Regions from separate parts of the Mus musculus genome. Here region 1 is linked to region 2. A link is a loop called in an ENCODE intact Hi-C map of the cell type or tissue named here. Cell type or tissue: left cerebral cortex. All regions are shown on one strand. Links, peaks and the distances in the headings refer to the core of each region. The heading gives the core; the rest is flanking DNA.

Evidence for each region. Hi-C counts contacts between places; a loop is a spot of excess contacts. Peaks named below come from ENCODE experiments on the same cell type or tissue, not always from the same donor. Only the 100,000 strongest peaks of a DNase experiment are listed, where the experiment ranks them.
Region 1: a loop joins it to region 2, with 11 times the contacts of the local background. A loop is called at or near these places in 34 of 42 quality-filtered maps.

What each region holds. Positions count from the first base shown.
Region 1 is chr11:103,099,251-103,107,576 of GRCm38, forward strand. Plcd3 (phospholipase C, delta 3) reads right to left here and starts at 2,408. Exons shown (of 15, transcript NM_152813.3): 1 at 2,130-2,408. The coding sequence starts at 2,280. Acbd4 (acyl-Coenzyme A binding domain containing 4) reads left to right here and starts at 2,438. Exons shown (of 11, transcript NM_025988.2): 1 at 2,438-2,538; 2 at 3,432-3,846; 3 at 4,276-4,394; 4 at 4,650-4,770; 5 at 4,843-4,856; 6 at 4,858-4,922; 7 at 5,183-5,303; 8 at 5,553-5,639; 9 at 5,995-6,228; 10 at 6,845-6,984. The coding sequence starts at 4,313. In left cerebral cortex, for the core only: a CTCF peak has its summit at 3,600 (motif pointing right); DNase peaks (open chromatin) are centred at 2,473, 2,971, 3,645 and 4,409; H3K4me3 peaks cover 3,143 bases; H3K27ac peaks cover 2,526 bases.
Region 2 is chr11:103,155,575-103,163,900 of GRCm38, forward strand. Gm51919 (a long non-coding RNA gene) reads right to left here. Exons shown (of 3, transcript XR_003949776.1): 3 at 6,825-7,024. Among named protein-coding and RNA genes, the nearest start is that of Gm51919, 11 kb to the right of the region's middle. In left cerebral cortex, for the core only: CTCF peaks have their summits at 3,641 (motif pointing left), 6,104 and 6,771 (motif pointing left); DNase peaks (open chromatin) are centred at 3,188 and 3,611; H3K4me3 peaks cover 410 bases; H3K27ac peaks cover 506 bases.

The DNA.
Region 1 (8,326 bases), core at 5-8,004, 57 kb before region 2:
AGTCACTCAGCCAGTGGCAGGGAGGGCACGATGACATGCTGGTAAGTCCATAGTTTCAGGATGAGCTCCACAGGGCTCCCGTGCAGCCTCGCTCAGCTGACACACACTCAGTTGGGCGCTCCCGTAATTATGTGTCCACAAGTCTCTTCTTATTACACTGTGTACCTCTAGGGCAAGCCTCAGTTGTCCTGCTTGGTGGCCTCGGCCCCTGGCCTAGTGCTGTGGCCACTGACGGGGGCTCAGCAAATGGCCCCAGGTGTGGGAAGCTTCCTTTCTGTCCCCAGCAGCATCCACGACCCCCAGGGGCCAACGGCTCAGGCTGCTTCTCCCGAGAGCCCTGTCCTGCCTCCGTGGCAGATCATCTTACACAGCCAACCCCACTAGTGCCACCTCTAGCCAGAGACGGCTGACTTCATATTAGACAGCCACCACCCTGTCTCCTCCTCGTGCCTGTGCGTCCTCCTCTTCTGTGCCTCTCTCACCTGAACCCCAACACCTCTTCACGAGCTACTCCCTGCCTCCTTTCAGCCCTATTTGACCACCCTATTATCCATCTGCTCCTCTAACTCAGCCAGTGGATTTTCTGGGACCCTTAGCACCACCCAAACTTCAGAGAAACTCTAAGGTGTCTGTCTACCTCTCTCCTCTTCACATGAGCTTCCATCCAGCTCTGGGGTTCAGTGGGGTCCTCTCTGCCTCCCCAGCATCACAGTCCGCTCCTCCCTCCCTGACTCTTTCCCTCAAGGTCCGTCTTCTGACAGCAGTACTGAGCTGTTTAGCTCTCTTTGGACAGGCCCGCGTGTGCTGTGTTTGTTGTTGTATGGTAGGTAAATATTGACTTCTTGAATGACTGGACCGGAGAAGGATGAAGAGCTGCCCCAGGCACAATGCTCATGGTGAGGACATCCAATACATTCTGGTGGAATGAGGAAGAGGAGGGCACAGCTGAGAGGGAAGCCGGGGAGGCTGGCATCTGGGACCCCTGAGTTCTGTCACCAGGTTGACAGTCCTGAGAAACCACTTCAGTTTCCTGCACTTCACAGTTTATAAAATGCTCCTTGTTCAAGCCCAGGGAGTCCCATTTTGCCGAGACTCTGAGCGTGTAGGTTGGGATGGCACACAGTCTGAGTGGCCCCGACTAGATTCTTTGATGTCTGAGTCAGTTTCCTCCTCTGTGAAATGGGGTGCAGGACACCTACCTCAGGAAGGTGAGCTTAGCACCACACCTGCAAACCACAGCGGTATTGAGCCGACTCGAGGGCTCCTTGAAGACTAGTGACTTCCCTCTCACCTCTGAAATAGGAAGCTGGACTGTTTCGCACCATTGCCCCGGGTCTTGCCAGGGCTTTGTTACTGCTGGCAGAGAAGACCTGAGGGTTACAGGGCTGGCTTGGGTGTCTAGAATCTCGCAGAGGCCATCTGTAAACAGCCCCTCAGGATCAAGAACAGCAGGTGCTGTAAGATGCCCACAGACCTCAAGTAGCACTTGGGAGATGAATGTACGTACCTCCGCGTGCGCGTGCCTCTGCCTCCCGAGTGCTGGGATTAAAGGCGCGCGCCACCACTGCCTGGCATTGTATTTTTTTTTTTTTTTTTGAAACAGAGTCTCATAGACCCCAGACTCATACACACACACACACACACACACACACACACTTTACTTTGTAGCAGAGAATGACCTTGAACTCCTGATCCTCCTACTGACACCTCGCCAGTGCTGGGAGATTAACAACAGTAAGTCGTTGTGATACTGGGGATCTAACCCAGAGCTAAGAGCTCTACCGATTGAGCTACATCCCCAACCTAACTCCAAGCTTTATCTCTCAGTCCATTCTCCTCACTCTCCAGCAACCCTATCCATGCCCCGAGTCCCAAATTCTCACCCCAGCACGGCCCCGCGAGCGCCTCCCGGTGAGAATGCACCGGGGGCATCCAAGCCTTCTAAAACAGCCTGGAAGTCTGATGACCCCAGGTGTGAACCCCAACTGGAACAGTGCTGGTGCTCCTGGTCAGATCCTCCCCAATTCCAAGCACCCTGGCAAACCAGGTGGCCCGTACACCCCGCTCCGTCCAGGTTGTCCCTAGAGACAGTGCGCGCCCACCCGGACCCATCCTTGTGTGTCACTGACCCATCTTCTTCAGTGCCCGTAGCCCAGGCCTTTTGGTGCTGCTGTCCGACGACGCGGGCGAGGGCGGGAACGCGAGGGGCGCTGCGACCTGGGCGGACACCCGGGATTCCTCCGGCGAGCGGCGACTCCTTTTCCAGCCACCGCACAGCATGGTCTCGAAGGGCCCAGGGCCAGGCCCGGGATCTGTGCGTGAGAACCGGGCAACGGGAACACAGCCCGCGGCGCGGTCCGGAGCTAAGAAACTTAGCGGCGCCCTAGGAGTCAGGAGGAGGAGACCTCGGGAGGAGGGAGAGAGGGAGGGACGAGGTGGAGGTGGGCGGAGCGAGGCCGAACTTAGGCGGTGCGAGGCGCCTGCGGGACCCCAGGCCTGGAGCTGCGCGCCCTGGTGTCTACGCGTTCGCCCCTACTAGTGAGTCGGTCTTTCCATTTCCTTAGAGGTCCCCGGATCTCCTTTCTACCATTGGCCAGAGTCCCTGTTGAAGGGAATTGAATTTCCCGGAGGGATAGGTTTGTCCTCCGGCGCAGACACATTTTTTCTGGGAACTCAGGACCCTAGTCCATCCACCTTAGCCGGGTCCCTTAGGGAGCCAGACAAGGGACAGATCTATAGGAGATCGTCCCGGGCCACAGGGTCCTAGTACGGAGGAAACCCATAGAATTCTGAAGCAGAGCTGCGCAGGAATGGGGACGAGAGGCTCGGGCAGTGACGTCATGAATTAATCTCCGGGCTCGGGGCCAATAGCCAGTCCTCAAAGGTGGATGCCTTGCGGCCAACCGATCTGAAGACTAAGATGAGACTAAGTTTAGAGTTCCAGAAGCTTGGTACCCCAGAGCGACACTCCATCCTTGGTCAAGGGATCTGCACAACACTCTGCCAAGGTGTTGATGACGTCAGCCAAGGAAAACCTCCTTGTACGGGTGCCGGTGTAGTGTTAGACGTACCCTTGTGAATGCGAAAGGGTGGAGTGTGCATGTGGCTTTCAAGCACGAGCTTTGGATAGGGGCAGCGAGCTGGTCGAATATTGTCACTTGGACGCGACCTACAGCCAGGCTTCCCACGCTAAAAGTAGCGAGTTTCGGGTCCTAGAATCTCCATCTACTTGTCCCGCTGTATTCTTTCCTCATTTATCCAAGTCCCGACAATTCTTCATACTAGCTTAAGTCCCCATCACCACTGCGATCTTAAATTTGCTTACTATTTGTCAAACCTTCGCCTCTGCTTGATCTCTTGATTCCTTCCAGGAGTGTTCCTTTTTTTTGTTGTTATTTTTCTGGTTCACTCTTACTTTTTCCAAAACTCAGCTCCAGTGTCCTTTCTGCGGAACGCCGGGCTCCAGGACTCTCCTCTATTGCCAGCGTAGACGTGTTCCAAGAGCTGAGTCGAGGTGCCTCGGACAGGCGGAGCCCGCATCAATCAACCCACTCCCGTGGGTTTCCACCAGGGGGCGCGAGGACTCTGCGACCATCAGTGTGTCCACCGGGAGGCGCTGCAGCCCGCCTCGGGCTGTCGCGCGGTGCGGAGTGCCACCCATAAATTAGCCCCGCCTGGCTGGGCGAGGCAGGATAGCATTATTTGCATAATCTTGAAAGAGCCTTCCTTACTGGTTAGGGTATAAAAGACCAATACGAAACGGTGCCTCTGGTTGGCTTTTCTCCTAGCTCTGTATCCCGCCCTATCCCTGCCCCTCTGGAACAAGAGGTCAATCGGAAGCCTCTGGTGAGTGATGAGAAGAGGACCCTGGTGTCCTGGCAGTGGGCGCCTAGGGGTGAGTGAGAGGCTGGGGCGCGGGGAGCCAGGGTTGAAGGCTGTTCGTCCCATCCTGACTCCTCCTCGTTCGCTGATTCGCCTGTTCAGGAATTGGAAATGGGTGTCTAGAGAGGTGCATCCGGGGACGTACGTGGCTCTGAGACCCTTGCCACCTGCCTCCCCTCCCACTCATGGCCAAGTTGGTGGTCCTCGCCACCCTGGCCTCATTGGCGCTGCCTTGAGGTAGGAGAAGGAGCCTTCTCAGCTCAACTTCTGGCCTCCTGGGATAGCGATCCGTTCTTAGGACTAAGTTTGCCCCTCTGGGAACCGGTCCGGTGGCTTACTTAGGATGCCACCGTGGACCATGAAGCCTGGTCACATTGACACTCACTCTTGCAGAGTCGCTTCAAAGTAGGGCTCCAGAGCTCGAAGCAGCATGGGTACCGAGAAGGAAGAGCCCGACTGTCAAAAACAGTTCCAGGCAGCAGTCAGCGTCATTCAGAACCTGCCTAAGAATGGTGAGCCTGTACAGATCAGCATTTTAGGGTTCACGATGGTTGGGCTCCGACCCCGAGATGAGATGAAACTGGGCCTGTACCCTGCAAATGTTGACAAACAAGTTCCTCCCTAGGCTGTGGTGGGGTCCCCTCTGCTTCCTGTCTTAGATGCTATGAGTGAAATCCGGGGCCACCTTTGCCCTTCCAAGGTGCAGCCTCCTCCCTTTTGGACCTGGGGCTGATGAGGTACCCTCCCCTTCCCAACCCTCTGCTCAGGCTCTTACCGCCCCTCCTATGAAGAGATGCTGCGATTCTACAGCTACTACAAGCAGGCTACCATGGGGCCCTGCCTGGTCCCCCGGCCTGGGTTCTGGGACCCCATTGGACGTTACAAGTGGTGAGCTCCCCTCCTGCAGGGTACAAATGCCTCATCTGTCACCCAGACTTCTCATGGACCTCTGCCTCCTAGGGATGCCTGGAACAGGCAAGATGAGCAGGGAGGAAGCCATGTCTGCCTACATCTCTGAGATGAAGCTGGTGGCACAGAAGGTAGTGAGGGCTGTGGTGCTCTGTCCCTAAGGGTGGCTTGCCCCTCAGTCTTCCAGGGATGTGCTTCCATGTTTTCTATCCATTGATTTTTTTTTGGAAATCCCTTTTCTGTTGCCCTTAACCCCCAATTCTGTTTGATCCTGACTGATACGAGGTGGAAGTGTATGGAAAGGAGGTAGTTCGGGGCAAAGCTGGAGAGGGGGTTTGTGGGTGGTAACGGGCGGGACCAGCTTGCTCCATTAGAACCCCTTCCTGCACAGGTGATCGACACAGTGCCCCTGGGCGAGGTGGCAGAGGATATGTTTGGTTATTTCGAGCCCCTGTACCAGGTGATCCCTGACATGCCGAGGCCCCCAGAAACCTTCTTGAGAAGGGCCACAGGTCAGATCTCCAGAATGGGAGCCCTGATAACAATAGAGTGAACTGTCTCGGGTCTAGGCTGTTGGGTGGTTGTCAGCTGTAGGGCAGCAGGAACCAAGAGCTGTAGGTGTGGTTTCTGTGCGGACCTGAGTCGGTGCCCCTGTTATCAGCCAGTATGCATGACTAATGGGGACAAGGGACTTTCTCTCACTGGAAGATGCCAGCTTCTTCCCTGCCCCACCTTTGAGTCTGAGTGCTGTGTCTTGACAGGTTGGAAGGAGCCGTTGGTGCAGAGAGAGGATCAGGCGGCTCCAGAGCCTTCTTGTGTCCCCAAGGAGCCAGTGCCTCCAAGTCCAGGTTTGCTGCTGAGCGGGAGGGATACAGGACCATACCTAGACTGGGAAGGGACACTTGCAGGGGAGGAGAAGCTGGATGCCATGCTGTCCCCTTCGTATCGCATGCCCAGGGACACTGAGACTTCCTGTGCTCTCAGAGGCCAAGGGGAAGCTCTGAGACTCTCTGCAGGGTCTCATATCTTGGTCCCATCGTACCTGCTATGGAAGAACTCTGGGTCTCCTGAGGAAGGACTTGGTACTCGGTGGCCCACTCTCCCCCCTCCTCCCAAAGGCAGGGAGTGCCCCCCCCCCTGCCCCGCCAGCCCCAAGTGCAGCTGTCCTTCCTACAAGCCTTCCTTTCCTTTTCTCTCTTCCAGAGTCCCGGCCACCCAGAGACCTGGACCTGGAGGTTTTCTGTGACTCCGTGGAACAGCTAGAGCCAGAGTTGGTGAGACTGCCTGTCTTGTCCCCCGTTGCTGCTGAGCCCGAGTTGTGCCACCTCCCCCCTGGGATCTGGGACTCCTCAGCTCAGCAGGTTTGGGCAGAGCAGAAGGAAGCAGCTGGCAGAGAGCTGACCACCAGGAGCAGCCCCGAGTCCACTGGGGAGAAGGGTGAGAGCTTCCTACCCTGACCTCGTTCTTAGGACCCTAGGCTTTCCCTGGGCTCCCAGTCAGGACAAAGGTTAAAGTCGAATGGGGCCGCTGGAGAGCAGCCCGGGAGGGCTACCCAGCAGCCAAATGCCTGCCTGGAGCAAAATTCCAGTGCTGGCACTTCCTGAGATCGCTGGCCTCTGCACCCTCAGCGAAGCCAGGCGACTTGTAGACGGGTATATGGCACTGGGAAGTTGCTCTTTCTCTCTGCCTGCCATTTGGAATTCTCAGGGGAAGACAGTGAGCTAGCTCTGTTTGCCTTGTGCTTGTCTAGAACTTATTGTGTGCTAAATCTCCAAAGGGGTACCTTTCCTAAGTAGTTCCTCTGAGCAGATAGGGTGTGAGGAAGACACCATCTTTAGGAGCTAAGACAAGGCCAGAGAGATGAATGGTTTGCCCAGAGTCACACAGCCACACACCCAGTGGCCACACTCCAATGCCTGCTTACTGTCCTGTGCCAGGCCTGCTCAAGGTCCCAGTGCGGGGTGGGAAAAGGGCATTTTTACCCTCGCTGGAGCTGCCCCAGATCGTGCATCTTGACTCCTGAGTCCTTTCCCTGTGTTTCTGTGCTCCACAGAGGGGTTGGGAGGCGGCCTGATAGGCCCACAGGAGTTGGACACATGGCTGGTGGGGACAGTCCGGGCCATGCAGGAAAGCATGAAGGACGTTCACAGGAGGCTACAGAGCCTGGAGAGCAAGCCCCAGCCACTCAAGCAGGTGAGTCCTTCCTTCATGTCAAGAGTGGAGATTACCTCAGAAGTCTACTCTTGGTTCCTCAGCCAGCTGCTTCTGGCTTGGGCCCCGTGACTCCCAACTGTCCACTGCTTTGTGCAGAGAATAGTGAGACCTCTATTTTAATTAATTAATTACTGTAATTAATTAATTAGTTTTTTTTTTCCAAGACAGGGTTTCTCTGTGTAGCCTTGGCTGGCCTGGAGCTCCCTTTGTAGACCAGGTTGGCTTTGAACTCAGAGATCCTTCTGCCTCTGCCCGAAAAGTGCTGGGTGGGGTTAAAGCCACCCAGTGGGAGTGTTTACGCCCTGAGGGAGTGTGGGAAGGGCATGCTAGGAGTGGAGGACCAATCCCTCTCTGCCTGGCCGCCTACTGGCTTGCTACTAATTTGCTGATATTCTCTCCCACCCACCCCACCCCTTCCACCTCCCTTCATTCCTTTTCTCCTCCCCCCACCCCCGTGTGGCCTACAGGCTTGGCTTTTGTCTATTTGCTTGTGGCAAGACAAAGGCTTAAAATGTATAATCTTCTAGCCCCAGCCTCCCAAGCGCTGGGATTATAGGTGTCCACCACCACACCTGGCTTTATTTCCCTCTCACAGAAGGGGAAACAGAGGTGTGAGAAGTTAGCTTACCAGAGGGCACATAACATGGAAGACCTTTCCTGAACTGCTTTCATGGTGCCCAGTACCCAGTGGTCTCCTCAAATGGGCTCTCTTGCTATCTCTATGACGGCTAAACAGCAAGGGATGGAGCACAGGTGGCCCCAAGTCAGCTGGTGCCCACCCTAGAGAGAAGCCTGGTGTGGTTATACCAGGAATGGGCCTAGCTGCTCTACTTGGGGATCCCTGGTGTGACTCTTTAACCCACTGGGTATGGTGGATCTGAGCCCTGGTGACAAGGATTTCAACACTGCCACCTTTCCCCTCAGAGCATTCTTCAACGATCCCCCCCCCCTTTACCTTTTACCCACTTGAAATGCAAAGGATTCCCTACCCCCACCTCCACCCCAATACTAGGGATTCCTAATCAAGGAAGGATAGTCAGCCCCGTCTTTCTGTTTGAGACAAGGTCTTACTAAATTGCCCAGTTGAAATTATAATCTGTTTTATAGATTATAAAATATCTGGGCTTGGGCTGGGGGTATAGTTCAGCAATAGGGCATTTCCCTAGGAAGCATACGGCTCTTGACTCAATCTCTGACCCCACCAAAGGGGGGAGGGAGTTTAAACCCAGCATTACTAAGTAACTGAAATCACAGGCCAGTGACATCAGTCCTGGCTAAAATAGGGGGCAGGGTGGTGTGTGTGTGTGTGTGTGTGTGTGTG
Region 2 (8,326 bases), core at 223-8,222:
ATCCTGTCTCTGCAGACATATTTTCAACTCTAAGAGAAACTGCCCCAGAGCCCCCATCCTCACTAGCTGAGTAGGAGAATTCTGCTTCTCAGCCTATCCAAAAGTAATGCTCTCTGTTTTTCTTTTCTTTCTAAAAAATTATTTATTCGTAGTGTTTTCATGAGTCTATGTATACCATGTTTGTGCCGGAACCCTCAGAGGCCAGAGGGTGTTAGATTCCTTGGAGTTAAAGGGAGCTGTGGACTGCCTGGCATGGGTGCTGGAAGCCCAGTGCGGTTCTGGAAGAGCAGTTAAGGGCTGAATCATCTCTCCAGGCCCCTCCCCCCGCTTTCGAGAGCCTCACTATGGTAGTGGTTATTATCTTTGGCTGGCCTGTAACTTAGAGACCCTCTTACCTCTGCTTCTTGAGTGCTAGGACTAAAGGCCTGGACTACCATGCCAGTCAACATTTAATTAATTAATCAATTAATTAGACAGAATCTCTTGTATCTCAGGTTGGTCTTGAACTTGCTATGTAGCTAAGAAAGACTTTACATTTTTGATTTTCCTTCTTCCTTGTTCCACATGCTGGCAGTACAGACATGTGATCCACCGTAGTATGGTATACGTGCCACCATGCCCAGTATATGCAATGGTGGGGCTCAAACCCAGGGCTTTCTGCGTGCTAGGCAAGCACTCTAATCCCTTGTTACATCTCCAGCTCCAGACATTGTTAGTTTCCTTCTAGTTGTCATTGCTTCCTCCTGTGTTTATTATTTTGGCACTGTGATAAATACACAAGAAAAACAACTTCAAGGGCAGAAATGACTTATTTTGGCTCACAGTTTCAGAGAGACCTCAGTCCATCATTCTTAGCTCTGTTGACTCTGGGTCTGTGGGAAGCAGGACGTTGTGGTGGTGGTGAGTGGTGGGGGTAGGCGGGCGCTGTTTACCTCACAGTGGGCAGGAAGCAGAAATGGAGGCAGAAACAGGATCTGGGTATAATCTTCAAAACATACACCTTGCAACGACTTGCCTTAGCTATAGAATTCACCTCCCAAAGCTGCTACTAAGCCGGGCCTGGTGGCGCACGCCTTTAATCCCGGCACTCGGGAGGCAGAGGCAGGCGGATTTCTGAGTTCGAGGACAGCCAAGGCTACACAGAGAAACCCTGTCTCGAAAAACAAACAAACAAACAAAAAAGCTGCTACTAATTCCAAAAGCATCCACCAAGAGGGACCAAGCCTCCACACAGGGGCCTCTGCAGACATTTCACCTGTAAACCGTAGCTATGGGGCTGGTGAAATGACTCTTGGGATAAGGTGCCGGCCCAACAGAGTGAGAAAAGAGAAGTGACTCTGCAGTTATCCTCTGGCTTCCGCCCCAGCACAGCATCATATACGCACATTCACATATATACCATGTACATACACACAGTAGTAATAAATACAAAGTAAATCCAGGCATGGCTTTGCACATTTTTATCCCAGTACTTGGGAAGCCAAAGTAAGGCATATCTCTTTGAGTTTGAGGGCTACAGCAAGATCTTGTCTAGAAACAAATGACAGTAAACCCAAACAAAAATCAGCAACACTTCATTTTCCTTTATTTATTTGTTTGTTTGTTTGCTTGTTGGTTTTTTGAGACAGGGTTTCTCTGTATAGCCCTGGCTGTCCTGGAACTCACTCTGTAGACCAGGCTGGCCTCGAACTCAGAAATCTGCCTGCCTCTGCCTCCTGAGTGCTGGGATTAAAGGTGTGTGCCACCACTGCCCGGCACACTTCATTTTCCTATGTAGTCCAGGCTGGCTTTGAACTCTCTGCCTTGCCTGAGCCTGTGAGTGTTGAGATCCACAGGCTGCTACTCCTGGCCTGGTTACTGTTTTCCTTCCCTTTCTAAAATTCAATCTGTTGGAAAGCCAGGTGTCACGGTATCCACTTGTCATCCCAGCCTTTCTTAGAGTGGAGGTAGGAGGATCAGAAGAGAAGGCTGGCCTCAGCTTCATAGTGGTTTGGAGATAGCCTAGACTGCATAAGACCTTGTCTCAAGGAAACCAAACTAAAACACAAACAAACAAACAAACAAACAAAGACACCCCCCCCAACCAGGTTAAAGGTCATGACCAAGTGCTTGAAACCCATCTTTTATTTTTCTCACGTCAGCTTCATTAGGATGAGGTTTCCATGTTTGTTTTGTCAGAGGCTTACTCGGTTAGCTCTTGGCTGGCCTGGAGTTCACTATGTAGAGCAGACATTCCTCAGAATCACAAAGATCTGCCTGTCTCTGCCTCCTAGGTGCTGGGATTAAGGACACCACTGCTACCACTATGTCAACTGTATTTTATGCATGAGAAATTGACTCTAAAGAAGTCACAATTAAAAAAAAAAAGTCAAAATAATCTTTCCCTCCTCCTTATCCTTGTCCCCTCTATTTTTCTTTTCCTCCCCTCTTTCCTCCTCTGCCCAGAAGTCTCTTAAATGCCAAGGACAAATTCTGTCACCTAAAGAATTTCTTTTAAGAGCCTGGCAGTGGTGGTACCTTTAGTCCCAACACTCAGGCAGAAGCAGGTAGATTTCTGAGCTCAAGGCCAGCCTGGTCTGTTCCAAGACAGCCAAGGCTACACAGAGAAAACCTATCTTGAAAAACCTAAAATAAATAAATAAATAAATAAATAAATAAATAAGATACATTTGAAAAAGAACACACTGTGAGCCTATTACAGGGTCTTGGCCTCCCTGTCCCCCAGTCCCGGTAGAAGTAAGGCCCCAGGAAGAAGAACACTGGATGGGTCTGGTGAGACAAATTCAGTAAGGGAATTTTATCCCAGGTAAACTGCTGATCCCAAAGAAGAACGAGGAGTCCCGCGATGTTGGGAAATGTTACTAAAAAGCACTGGTAGACCTGGACCTTTGCACAAGTCACCATAGATATTGGCACCTTTGGTGGTCCCAGACAAGCTCTGTCAGCCTTGCGTGCATCGGTGCATCGGGTAAATCTCCCGAAGGGAACTCAGAAAAGTTGTGGAAGGCCAGCAGAGAGCTGAACGTGGGTAGGCCAGTAGAGAGCTGAAAGTCCCTGCTTCGGAGACTGCAGGAAGACTGTATTGCCTGCCCCTCCTCCACCCCAGCACCTAGACCTGCTGTCAGCCCTTTCCCATGTCTACCCTGCCCCCTGGATCCCACAGAAGGAACTGGAGTCCAGGACTTAGCGTTTCTGAATAGGTCCCAGCAGGGCAAGCGTGGGATGGGCTGAAAACATGTTTGTTTTGAACGACTTAGATAGAGCTGCCCAGGAGGAGGAAAGGGAGGAGGGAGGACAGGGCGGAGGGAAGGGGAAGATTAATTTGCTACTTAGACTCTAGAGCCAGGAATTGAATGAAGCCTGCCCATGCCTCCTCCTCTGTCCTCCACTTGGCATCCTGTGAGGGGTTGGTGGCCTTGGGGCATCGGCTGTAGGGAGGGAAGTCATAGGAAAGGCTGGCAGCCTGAGAGCTGGAGGCCGGGTCCGGGGAGTGTCAGCGAGGCTACACACAGCTCCTGGGCCCTGGGTTCTGGAAGAAAATCCAATGGCTGACCCGCTCCAGGTTCCCATGGCGCTCAGTCAGGTTCTGCCAGTGTTGACTCAACAGCGCCACCTGCCGTCCGGGTCCGCACAGCCCGGGGACCCTGTCGGTGAGTCCTGGCCTGGGTCCTTGGCCACTCCAGCTGTCAGATCAGAAAATGTCGGCAGGCAGGAATGCTCTGAAGCGAGAGGACTCTGCCTTTCCGGCCACCTGTGCCCCTCATTCTACCGCGTGCTCCCGGGACACTGCTGGTTCTCGGCCAGCTCTGGAAGCGAAATAAACAATAACATCTCTAACTTTGGGAGATTCCTGGTTTGGATAGCTGTTTTGCTTTTTTTTTTTTTTTTTTTTTTTTTTTTTTTTTTTTTTTTTTGCCTGCAGACTTTGAGGCTAGAGTGGATTGAACTCAGGACTTCGCGCATGCTAGCAAGCACAGTACCGCTGTGCAGTCTCTTTAGCCTGACTGTCCTGGAGCTCACATTGTAGACCAGGCTGGCTTCAGTTCACAAGGCCTGCTTCACCATGTCAGGCTAGCTGTATTTTTACTTTTGAGATGGGTCTCACGAGTGGCTTGAATTTGCTCCACAGCTCGGGTAAACCTGAGACTTGGAGCTGTTCTGCTGGGATTCCAGACCTATGCTACTTGGATAATTTTTGTGTGTGGCAAAGCGTGTGTGTGTGTACAACATTTAGGAGTCTCTTCTCACCTACCAGGCTTCACACTTGCTGAGCCACCTTCCAGGCTCTTTCACCTTAATTGCCACCCCCCTCCCCGAAAGGCACAGTTTCTCTGTGAGCCCTGGATGTCATGGAATTTGCTCTTAGACCAGGCTGGTTTTGAACCGAAGAGACCCTCCTGCCTCTGCTCTCTGAGTGCTGAGGTTGAAGGTATGCACAGCTACCACCATCACCACCGGCATCACCACTGGAGTACTTAAAAAAAAAAAAAAAAATATATATATATATATATATATGTGTGTGTGTGTGTATGTATATATGTATATGTGTGTATATGTATATGTGTGTATATATGTATGTGTGTATATATGTATATGTGTGTGTATGTGTGTATATATATGTGTGTATATGTATATGTGTGTATATATGTATATTTATGTGTATATGTATGTGTGTATATATGTATATATATGTGTGTGTGTATGTATATGTGTGTATATGTATATGTGTGTATATATGTATATATATGTGTGTATATATATATATATGTATATATATATATATATATATTGTGTGTGTGTGTGTGTGTGTGTGTGTGTTTGTGTGTGTATGTGTGTGTGCATGTGTGCTGTTCTCTCTTTCCACCATGTGGGTCCCAGGGATTAAACTCAAGTCGGCAGGCTTGGCAGCAGGCACCCTTACTTCCTAAGGCCCTTACTTGAATTTTCTTTCCCTGAATCTAGAGCTCACTGATTGGCTGCACTGGCTAGATGATCAGCCTCAGAGATCCGGCTTCTCCTCCTCTCCAACTCTGGATTACAGGCGGACACTACGAATACTGTTTTTTTATTTTTTATTTTTTATTTTTGTAGTGAGTGTTGTGATCTGAACTCATACTTGGGTGGCTATTAGGATATGGAAGATTATAGAAAAGTTTTAAAAAATGATTTCGTTAAAATTTTGCCCTATTTGTTCTCTTTTATCTGTGTATTAAATATATTCTAAGACTTCTGAGGAGGAGGCCGGAGGGCCTGTGCTTAGCACTCACTAAAGGCCACTTAATCACCAGCCGGGCCTCGAGCACATGACCCTCGGCTGGCAAATACTGCAGTGGGCATTTATTTCCCAAGAGCTCTGTCTTGCATCAGCATGGCCTTTTCACCTTCAGGAACTTAACACTAACTTATCCAGTGGTACCCAGTGCTCGGCGAGTCTCTTTTCTCACAGACTCTTTATTTCCTCTGGTGCACCAGCTAGACTGGGATCAGATGTCCGTTCATCATGTCTGTCTTTTTCCTTTGATTTCTTTACTTATTTTGAGACGAGGGACTCGAGCGTTACCCTGGCTGGCCCCAGACTCTCAGAGATCTGCCTGCCTCTGCCTCCTGAGTGCTGTGATTAAAGGCACTTGCTTCCATGCCTGGCTTTCTCTTATTTGGGGCGTGTGAGTGTGAGCGCACATGCGTGTGCAGCGGCAGGTGTGCGTACCTGTGTGCTCGCATGTGTGTAGACATCAGAGGTCAGCCTTGGGAGTCCTTCCTCAAGAAATCTGCCTGCCTTAATTTTTGAGACAGGTTTCCACACTGGGGCCCCGCTGGCTGGCCAGAAACCCCAGAGGTCCTTCTGTTTGTTTGGGGTGGGGTGGGGGTTACAAGCCCAGGCCACCACTCCTGGATTCTCCTGGCTGTTGACTTGGGTCCCAGCGCCCCTGCCTCCCCCGCCCCTCGGGCCTGCCACTCAGCGCCCAGCCCTCTGTCCTCTGTTGTTTCTGACTCCACCTCCTGCCCAGACTCCCTCAGCAATGTTGCTCAGAGCTGGAAGATCTGGAATGGAGGCATTGTTTCTGTCAGTCATTTTTTCCCCTTTCCTCCTGTCCATGTGGTGGCGCCACTGTTTCTCCAGTACCTCACTGGTAACTGGGGCCAGTTCCCACCTCCCCTTGAAAACCAAAACCCCGGCTGGGCAGTGGTGGTGCACGCCTTTAATCCTAACACTTGGGAGGCAGTGGCAGGCAGATTTCTGAGTTTGAGGCCAGCCTGGTCTACAGAGTGAGTTCTGGGACAGCCAGGTCAACAAAGAGAAACCCTGTCTCAAAAAAACCAACCAAACAACAAACAAAAAACCCAAAACCCCACGTGTTCCCACCTTCTCTAGCCTTGGGCAGGCCCTCAACTGTTCTTGACTAGTTTTTGGTTTAAGAAAAAAAAAAAGGTGCTGGGGATGTCGGTAGAATGCTGGTCTATCTCCAGCACTGCATAAACTGGGGCATGGTGGCAGGCCTGGGTCAAAGAACTCCATCTTTAAACAAACAAACAAACAAACAAATAAACACATAAATACATAAATACATAAATAAATACATAAAATAGATAAATAAAATAAAGAAAGGAAAGAAAGAAGGCAGACGAGGGGAGTGTGTGCCTCGAGAGATGCTCATTGGTAAAGAGCATATATTGCCTTTCCAGAGGATCCAGATTTGGTTCTCAGTTCTGTAAATTAGGCTTCTTACAACCTCCAGTAATTCAAGCTCCAGGGATCTTACGCCCCCTTCTGGCCTCTGTTGGCACTGCACTCATGTGGCAACATGCATTAAAAAAAAAAAGGATTAGTTTTGAAAAAGAATTATTTTTATTTTATATGTATAGTGTTTTGCAGTTCCCTTGCAGACCGGAGGAAGGAATCACATCCCCTGGAATTGGAGTTACAGACAGTTATGAGTCACCATGCGGACACTCAGAACCAAGCACAGGTCTTCTGCAGGAACTGTGAGTGTTCTTAGCCTCTGTGTCACCTCTTCATCACCCCCTATAGGTAAACAAGCAAGTAAGTAAGTAAGTAAATAAATAAATAAATAAATATTTTAATTTTACAAAGAAAATGAGAAAAACTTCCAAATGATCCTAAAGATTTCTGATAACTCAGGCACCAGGAGATCTGACATTCCCTTCTGGCTTTTATGGGCATGCACAGAAGTAGCATACATTATTCACACACACATACATGTGAACAAAACTAATATTTAAAAAAACTTTAAAACAGGGTAGAGCGATTGTCAGTGGTTAAGACCACTAACTGTTCTTCCAGAGGTCCTGAGTTCAAATCCCAGCAACCACATGGTGGCTCACAACCATCTGTAATGGGATCTGATGCTCTCTTCTGTTGTGTCTGAAGACAGCGACAGTGTACTCATATACATAAAATAAATAAATAAATCATTAAAATAAAATCTCTAAAACCCCCTCCCCACCTGTATCTTTTTTGGAGCAGAGATCTCACTATGTAGTCCTGGCTGGCCCAGAACTCTCTCTCTCTCTGTGAACCAGGTGGGCCTTGAGCTCACAAAGATCCTCCTGCCCCTGCCTCCCTAGTACTTGCTTCCTGAGCACTGAGACTAAAGGTGTGTGTAGCCACAGCTGGTCTGATCACTGTTTATACAACGACACTTATCCAAACCTTGCTCTCCCTCTTTGCTCTATCCTCTTACTCTGGTCACCTGGCTGTCCTAGAACTCAATTTGTAGACCAGGCTCCTTGAACAGAGCTCCACCCGCTTCTGCCTCCCAAGTGCTGGGACTTAAGGCACACACCACCACCACCACCACCACCACCACCACCACCACCACCACCTCTGGGCTTCAAATGCCTTTTTTACCATGAAGTCTTCCCAACCTCCCGGTGTACTCTGCTTTTACAGCAAGGCAGGGAAGGTACCACTCTTGGTTCTCCCAAGTGTATCCTTCCCCATGAATAAGTAGTCCCTTGGGCATCCCGCTTCACCGGCTAGACCACCAGTGTCCAACAGAATTTACTCATTGGTTTTCTTGGGGGTCGGGGGAGGGCTGGATCCCATATTGTTAGCTCAGGTTAGCCTTAAGTTCATTATGTAACTCAAGATGATCTTAAACTCTGCATCCTCCTGCCTCCATCTCCCAAGTACCCAGATTCCAGGCCCTTCGGGCTCCAGCAGAAGTTCCTTGGATGATGGAAGTGGTTTGTATCTGTCCCTTCCAGTATGGTACCACTAACCCCAGGGGCTACTGAGCTCTTGAAATGTAGCATGGTCTGACTGAAGAACTGAATCTCAAATTTTTATTTCATTTGAATACTT